Linked DNA regions of Homo sapiens: region 2 is linked to region 1. Evidence: chromatin loops called from intact Hi-C (ENCODE). Cell type or tissue: IMR-90. All regions are shown on one strand. Links, peaks and the distances in the headings refer to the core of each region. The heading gives the core; the rest is flanking DNA.

Region 1 (4,408 bases), core at 246-4,245:
CTAGCAGTAAAATCATACCTTCTCTCTTTTTACTTTACTTTTTACTTTTACTCTCTCTATATTTTTATTTTGTAATCTTTAGGACTGTTATACCAAGAAAGTTTGGTCTTAAGATCTAAATAATCACAAATGAGAATAAATAAGACAGGCAAAACAGAATAGAAAGCAACTAAGAAAAAGGAAAGAACCTTAGAAAAATGATAATGGAGGTTAAAAATGATTTTCTAATGTAAGAACCAAAGAAAACCTTAAGCCATAAAAGCCAGAAACAAAAAGTAAAACTTAGAAAATTAAATTTCTATTCAAACTATCAAATAAAAAACATGCAACAGATCAGGGTCTTTACTAAATTAGATAATAACTTCTTATTGTTACGAAGTCACAAATTAACTCCCCTACCCACCCCCCCTCCAATAGATAAATACATCAAAAATATCATGAGATTACAAATTCCAAAATGCCATAATGTCTATATACTGAGATTCACAGTTTCTGGATTTATTTTTCCACCACTTAAACTGTGGATCATTGCTATCATGTGGGAGTGTTTGTTCAATTCCTCTTGCTGAAGTTTCACCAAGGACTCTTTCTCTTCCAAACGACCTTCTAATTGTGCCTTTTGAACCTCTAGGGAGGAAGCCTAAGGAATTGGGGTTGGGGGAGGAGGAAGAATTGAGAAGAAAAATAACTTTAATGTTTTCTCTATACATATATTTTAAGATGCTTTTATTTTTTATTGTACAACAACCATTTCAAGACATACTATAAATATTATACTTCAGTTAATTCAATTACATGGTAAGTTTAAAATGAATAATCATTAAACAATATAATACAAATTGAGAATACACTTTCAACTTGTCTTAAGTTAATGCCAGCAGCTGAAATTTTGCAGAAAATACTACACACTACATATTAAAATTACTAATAAGATAATCACATTAAAGCAGAACCAGAAAAACTGTAAATGTGGTACTAAATTTTATGCCTCTTCTGTTACTCAGTAGTAGTAGTAGATCAGTCTTTAATCCTAGTCTGTTCTCATCTTCCTGGTAGTAAACGGGCCAGAAAGTACAATTCATAGCTACCACTCAAGCTATGCAACCATGGTAATATAGAAAGAACCCCGGACTCAGATTCAGAATATATACCTATTGATTCACTTATTAGCTGTGTGACTTTAGTAAGTAACCTCAGACTCAGTTTCTTCAGTTGTAAGTTGAAAATATTTATTAACACATTATATAATATTTGTTAAAGTGAAAATTATACAGCTACCTATATATGACATCAAGTACTGGTAACCCCTTTCTGTATTCTTTGCACACTTGAAAATACCAGGTGCTGACACAAAGTATCTGTTTAATAACTGCTTAACTATTTTAGAAAATACATTATGAAAACCTCATAACAAATGATACTCAAGCTGCTTTGAGATCCTAATATCTTCTAAAAAATTTGCTGAAGAAACAGTACATTCCTTTATCCATATTCACCCTTTTCACAACAGACTTTTTTATTTTACTGCAAATGAGAAATGGAACAGATTCTTACCTTAATGCTCAACTCTTTTCTTATCTGTTCTGTTCTGCTTAATTCTTTTCTAAGGATATCAATGGTTTCTTCCTTATCTTCCCTTTCCTTTTGTAAGGTTTTAATCTTTTCTTCTTGTACTTTTGTTTTTTGATGCAAATCTTAAAAGAAAAAAAAGTCAAGTATTATACTCAGAGGTCTTACACTGACTACTCTGAAATGGTCTAGTAGCTACTGTAAGAGCAAAAGAGAAATAACTAGAACAAGGAAGAGAAACTTCTCTTATGACAGTATTCTATAGAAAATACCAAATCTCCATGTCTTTCTTCCATCCTCTGTTCTAAATATAATATGCTATATAGGTAAAGGACAATTCTCAAAAGTGTAAGGGTTAGAAAAGGGAGAGCTACAACTATGAAAAATTATATAGGTAGGTGCCTGCGCTCTAAGGCAAGTGAGAACAAAAATGTTTTTCAGGATCATTTCAAATATACCATTAAGAAGCTAGTAACTAAAAGTTACCTAATACTGCCACCTGCTGTTACGTTCCTTCAACATTTTTTTATTTTGAAAAGGGCAATCCATAATCCTATGTGATTTAACGAAGGAACAGAAAACCAAATACTCCAAGTTTTCACTTCTAAGTGGGAACTAAACATTGAGTACACACAGACTTAAAGATGGAACCAATAGACACTGCAGACTAGAGTTGGCAGGAGGTTGAAAATTACCTATTGCTACCTATTTGGTACTATGCTTACTACCTGGGTGATGAGATCCATACCCCAAACATCCGTGTCATGCAATATACCCAGTGTAACAGACCTGCACACATGCCCCCTGATTCTAAAAGTTGAAATAATAAAAAAATTAAATTAAATTAAATGGTCAATCATCTCTTTCCTTTTGTTTTTTTTTTTTTTTTTTTTTTTTTTGAGACAGTCTTGCTTTGTCACCCAGGTTGGAGTGCAGTGGCGTGAACATAGCTCACTGCAGCCTTGACATCCAGGTTCAAGAGATTCTCCCACTGTAGCTTCCTGAGTAGCTGGAACTACAGGTGCACACTAACACACCTGGCTAAATTTTTGTATTTTTTGTAGAGATGGGGTTTCACCATGTTGCTCAGGCTGGTCTCAAACTCCTGAGCTCAAGCAATCTACCCATCTCCAACTCCCAAAGTGCTGGGATTACAGGAGTGAGCCACTGTGCCTGGCCAATTTCTTATAGCTCCTAAATTTAAAAAACGTACCACTTTTTCAACTTGATTAAACCGAACTGCTTTTGTGAAACATTATGTCAAGAAAAGGGAAGCCATTCCAAATATGATTTAAAGTTTAAAACAATAAGTAGAAAATAAAAAAGCAAACAAAACCACTCATGCTTCCAAAATAAATACATTAAAAATAGAAAATGTATTAAATAAGAAGCCACTTACTTGCTAGCTTATGTTCTCTGTCTACTAGCTGATTCTGTACTTCTTTTCTCTGTTCTTCTTTCTCTATTAATTGGGCAATACTTCTGAAGTTATTAAAAAAAATAGAAGAAAACATTAATGAACCATATACCATTTGTAACTTTTTCTCCCTACCAAGCACTTTGGGAGGCCAAGGCGGGCAGATCACAAGGTCAGGAGATCGAGACCATCCTGGCTAACATGGTGAAACCCCGTCTCTACTAAAAATATAAAAAAAAAAAAAAAAAAAAAAAGGTCTCGTTCTGTCACCCAGGCTGGAGTGCAGTGGCATGATCTTGTGCTCACTGCAACCTCTGCCTCCCGGGCTCAAGTGATTCTCCTGCCTCAGCCTTCTGGGTAGCGGAGATTACAGGCACCCGCCACAACACCCAGCTAATTTTTGTATTTTCAGTATTTACAGAGTTTCGCCATGTTGGCCACGCTGGTCTCAAACTCCTGACCTCATGCGCTCCACCCACCTCAGCCTCCCAAAGTGCTGGGATTATAGGCGTGAGCTACCATGCCCAGCCTTTAAAACAAAATTTCTAAGAACAGCAATTGCCTGTAACTTCCACCAAATACATATCTTATATCTAAAATAAGTGACAATTCTATTAATTTTATCAATAAAAAACAATGTTCTATATAAAGGGAATCATTTTGTTTTTGAAAAATCCCACATATTCAGAATATAGAACTAGAGATTTTACTTTTCATTTTGTTCCTTGAGTGACTCATTCAACTTTTTCACTGTCTCAATTTGTTTATTCAGAGAATCACATGTGATCTGTAAATCTTTATTCTTCTTTTCAGTACTTTCATTTCTGAAAAGACAAGAAAATGAGTTGGCATCATTATGGAGGAAAACATATGAAGGAGAAAAGAAGCTCACAGTGTTTTCTTTACTATCTCTTCTAACCAAATTGCATATGCTGGAAGAGAAGGAATGTTATGAACAAGCAGGACATAAACAGAATTTCATCTACTCTAAAAGGCAGTAAATACATGTTTTGGTTGACTGATGTGGTAAAAATTACTATGAAATAGAAATGTGTGGGGCATTAATCTCATATTTATGGATATAAAGCCTTATTTTACAGATGATATTGCATTACATAATTTGCTATAAATAAGTTTAGGGTTCTACATTTGTCTCTTTAAAACTCTGCATCTAATAGTCCTAAGTATTTTACCTGCAAGGTAAACACAGAAAAAAATCCTTTCTAAAGTAATACTTTGATACTCAACTACCATAAGCATAAAATGTCTTTTTTATTTCACTAAGCACAAAGATTTTTAAAAAGCAACCCAAAAACCAAACCAAAACAAACAAAAAAAACCAGTAGCCAAACTTGGCCAGCAGTTTTTGTATCTAATCCATACAGGAATTTTAACAATCTGAGTTTGAGTGCCTTTAGACAG
Region 2 (4,408 bases), core at 122-4,121, 390 kb before region 1:
CTGAAAAATAGTGACGTCCTAAAAGTCATGCAGAAAGTTACTAGCTATGATATTGTGATGTAAGAAATATTTGGTCTTTGTTCCAGGTTGCTGGTACAAAACTCCTAAAACCCTTGTAATTTCCTGAGTGATAGGGATTAAAGGAGCATCAGCTGTTATTCATAATAAGCCCCTTTCAAGCATACTTGAGTTCAGGCTGATGAGGTATCTCTTGGAGGATAGCGGGTTGAAGAACCATGTGATTAGACAGTAGGAACTTCTACCCTACCCTCTGACCTCTGGGGAGAGCTGAGGGCCTGGAGATTGAGTTCAATCATCAAAGGCCAATAATTTAATCAATCATCCCTATGTCATGGATCCTCCGCAAAAGCTAAAGGGGTTCAGAGAGCTTTCAGGATGGTGAACACATGGAAGTGCTGGGACAGTGGCATGGAAACTCCATATCCCTTCTAATACCTTCCCCCATGTCCCTCTCATCTGGCTCTTCATTTGTATCATATAAACTGTCAAATACAGGTGAAGTGTTTTCCTGAGTTCTATGAGCTGTTATAGCAAATGCTCAAATCTGAGGAGGTCATGGGAATCCCCAGCTTACAGCCAGTTGTTCAGAAGTGTAGGAGGCCTTGACTTGTGATTGGCATCTAAAGTGGGAGCAGTCTTGCAGGATTGAGCTCTTAATCAGTCAGGTCTGTGCTAACACTGGATGTTTAGTATCAGAAATGAATTGAATTGTTGGACACTCAGCTGGCGTTCAAAGAGCTGGAGAATTAGTTGTTGGTGTGAAAAAACGCACACATTTGGTGTCAGAAGTGCTGTGAGTACAAAAAATGTGTTTCTTTTTTTTTCCTTTTACTAGCAAATTTGGGATTGGAATCAAGGTGTCTGGATTCCCAGTGTATTCTATACACAAATCTTCACATAGGGAGGATAAAAGTCACTGGGCATGAATGAAAACATGACTGTATAATCTTGACTTGAAATATGGGACAAGGTAGGTGACAGGAGCTATAGTCATGAAGCTCTCACAGGGCTGCTCCAAACTACACTGAAAACCATTTAGGAAACCATGAAATTGGTTACCTTGCTCTTTGGTTTTCTGATTTTTTTTAAGTGATAGTTTTTAATATCAATATGTCTTAAAGTCCAGTGTGTATTAAGTCATCTAGGTTATTTATTAAAAATCTCCAAGGCAGGGCTAATATTAAGGCAATCCACAGGCCACACTGAGAATCACTAGTTTAGATCCTATTTAAAGACCCCTTCTGAGCTAAGATGCTTTGTTTACACACAGCCAGGGAAAAATTCTAGATTGGTGGCTCCCTAAAGTGCTTCCTAAATAAGCTGCATCAAAGGCACATGAGCAGCTTTTTAAAATTTCTGACCCCACCCCCCTCATTCCTACCCAAGCCGACTAAATAAAAATTGAGGGGAAGGGAGCTGAGAAATTGTATATGAGGGACTTGAGCATACATGCATTTCAGTATCCTCCGGGGGTCCTGGAACCAATCTCCCAAGGACACTGAGAGGTGACTGTATATATTTGTAAAAAATAATGGGACATTTGCTGATTGCAGATTCACAGTGTAGACAGGAAATTGTGAAGAAAATGAAACAATTCTCAAATTTCCCTGATTACACAAATTTTGTTTTTGCATAAAACTCATGGGAAGTGCTGACCTAGATAAATTAGAGGGCAGTAGAAAAATACTTCCTTAGAATTGTCAAAAAATTGTTTTACTTGTCCAGCAAACCAATGACTATAAAATTATTAAAGTTGCATCCAATGGACCACAGAATTTTGAGAGTGAAATACTATTTCAACAAATTGATTAGCTATTTGATTCAGAGAGAGACTGACTTCCATATAGAGCGCATAATCTTTAAGAACTATCATTTTTAAACTATTATTTTGAAATAATTTCAGATTATAGAAAAGTTTTAAAAAGTACAATTGAGTTCAGTATTTCCTGCTCCCACATTCCCAAAATGTTAGCAATTTCCTACATTTTTTTCACTATCCTCTCTGTATATGTATGAATATACAAACACACATACCTTTTTTTTTCCTGAACCATTTGAGAGTAAGTTGGTGACAGGGTGCCTCTTTAGAATCAAATACATGTGTGTATTGTTAAAAGTATATTATCTTATGTACAGCATAAATATCAAGAAATTAACATTAATACTATTATCCAATCCACAGGTCTTCAAAATTTTCCTGTTGCACCAATAATATCCTTTATAACAGGGGTCCCTAACTCCTGAGGCCATGGACCAGTCCCAGTCCCATTCCCAGTCCCTGGCCTGTTAGGAATTGGACCACACAGCAGGAGGTGAGCAGCGGGCCAGTGAGCAATACCGCCTGAGCTCTTCCTCCTGTCAGATCAGCAGCATTAGATGATTAGATTCTCATAGGACCGGGAACCTTATTGTGAACTGCACATGCGAGGAATCCAGCTTGCGTGCTCCTTATGAGAATCTGACTAATGCCTGATGATCTAAGGTGGAACAGTTTCATCCCAGAATCATCCCCGCCCCCTTGCCCCTGGTCAGTGGAAAAATGGTCTTGCACAACAGGGGTCCCTGGTGCCAAAAAAGTTGGGGATGACTGCTTATATTATATATATATATATGTGTGTGTGTGTGTGTGTGCACGCACATATATATGCTATATATTATATATATACACATATGCAGACACACTAAAAATATTCATATTTTTTCCTTTCCTGGCCCAGGGTCCAATCTGGAATCTCCTGTTGCATCTAGCTGTCTTATCTCTTTAGTCTCCTTTGCTCTGGAACTGTTCCTTAGAACTTTTCATGACATTATTTTTGAGGAATATAGGCTATTTTATACAAATCCCTCAGTTTGGATTCATCTGATATTTCATGAGTAGATTCAGGTTATGCATTTTCAGCAGGAACCATGTAAGTGTGTGCTCTTCTCAGCAGGCCTATGGTCTCTATTTGTCCCATTACTAGTGGTGTTAACTATTATCACCTAAAGTGGTATCTACCAGGTTTCTATACTGTAAACAACTTTTTCCTTGTAAAATGTCTTACATAATTCAAGACTATGTAAATATCCTGTTTCTATCAAACTTTCACCTACCAATTTTAGCATCCACTGATGAGTCTTGCCCAAACAATTACTACCATGGTAGATGCCATGTGGTGATTTTCTAAATCCAGCATTCCTTTTACATGAGCAGGAAGACCTTTCTCACCTCTCCATTTATTCTTTCATTCATTTATATCTGTGTGGACTTGTGGTTTCTTATTCCATGTGTTATTATTTATTACTATGACGATTGACTTTGATGCTCAAATTGTTCCAGATTGGCAGATGGTAAACCCTCAATCTGCTGTGTCCTTTAGATACTTCCCATCATTATTTAAGTACTTCCTTTCTGGCAAAGCAAGTATTTTAGACTCACCTTGTGCTTTTCCTGTTGCAGCCCAGGAATCAGAAATCTAAGACTTCCTTTTTTTTTTAAAGAAGAGAATTTAGACATCAAGATCTGAGTGCCCACAGTTGTAATTGGGCTGTCACTGCTACTAGGCTCTATCAGAGGACACAACTAGGAAATATGTGTGTGTGTATTACTACATGTTAAATATTTCTATATTTCTATTAATCTATACTTACTTTTAAAAACCCATGAGTTCATACTGATGTTTCTAATTCTAATCCAATACCATAGGAAAAGAACCCATTGTTTTTAATCGCTATCTTGAAACTATACCAAGCACACAGGCTTAATGTCATTAAACTCTTCATGCTATAGAATGGGAGCTAGAAGGTATCCTGGATCCACACAGTGCCAGTCATCTACTCATCCATTTACTAACTCAATACATTTACTAGACACTTTCTATGTGCTGGGCACCTGGCAAGGAATACGGAAATAAAAGACTTTGTCCTATCCTAAAGTAGCTCAATTCATTAGGTAGGATGGAAGAAAATAACAATATAGTATAATAAGCTCTTTATTCAAGGTATGCACAGTGTTCTATAGGAAGAGAGGAGGAGCACAGAACCCAAGCTGAGTTAACTGGAATATTTCAGAGAAGGAAGTAAAAATAGGTGGCTTATACTACTCATTGCAAGAATTTTTAGATTTTTTACATGTCTGCATAAATAATGGGTGTACTTTGCTTCTGATTGAAATGCATTTTAAGGAGAGTTCTGATTTATCTAAAAGCGTTCTCTGCATTGATTGAATTCATCAAAAAACTACTCAGCCATGACAACAGCCATGAAAATAAATTCCCAGGACCAAAGGTTTTCAGTTTTTGTATTAGACTCCTCCCAAAGACCACACAGGAAAAGAGCAACTTCAGATTTTAAAAAATGCTTATTTTCCCATGGTGGGTTTTCTGCCTTTTTTTTTTTAAACAAATTA

Evidence for each region. Peaks named below come from ENCODE experiments on the same cell type or tissue, not always from the same donor. Only the 100,000 strongest peaks of a DNase experiment are listed, where the experiment ranks them.
Region 2: a loop joins it to region 1, with 3 times the contacts of the local background. A loop is called at or near these places in 4 of 110 quality-filtered maps.

What each region holds. Positions count from the first base shown.
Region 1 is chr3:108,550,680-108,555,087 of GRCh38, forward strand. CIP2A (cellular inhibitor of PP2A) reads right to left here. Exons shown (of 21, transcript NM_020890.3): 18 at 3,697-3,810; 19 at 2,969-3,051; 20 at 1,555-1,694; 21 at 1-640. The coding sequence ends at 470. It also overlaps a transcript of MYH15 not described here. Among named protein-coding and RNA genes, the nearest start is that of CIP2A, 37 kb to the right of the region's middle. In IMR-90, for the core only: a CTCF peak has its summit at 2,064 (motif pointing left); no DNase peak of the experiment used is centred there.
Region 2 is chr3:108,156,836-108,161,243 of GRCh38, forward strand. It overlaps IFT57 (intraflagellar transport 57), which reads right to left. Exons shown (of 11, transcript NM_018010.4): 11 at 3,977-4,408. Among named protein-coding and RNA genes, the nearest start is that of LINC01215, 34 kb to the left of the region's middle. In IMR-90, for the core only: no CTCF peak of the experiment used is centred there; DNase peaks (open chromatin) are centred at 2,456 and 3,186.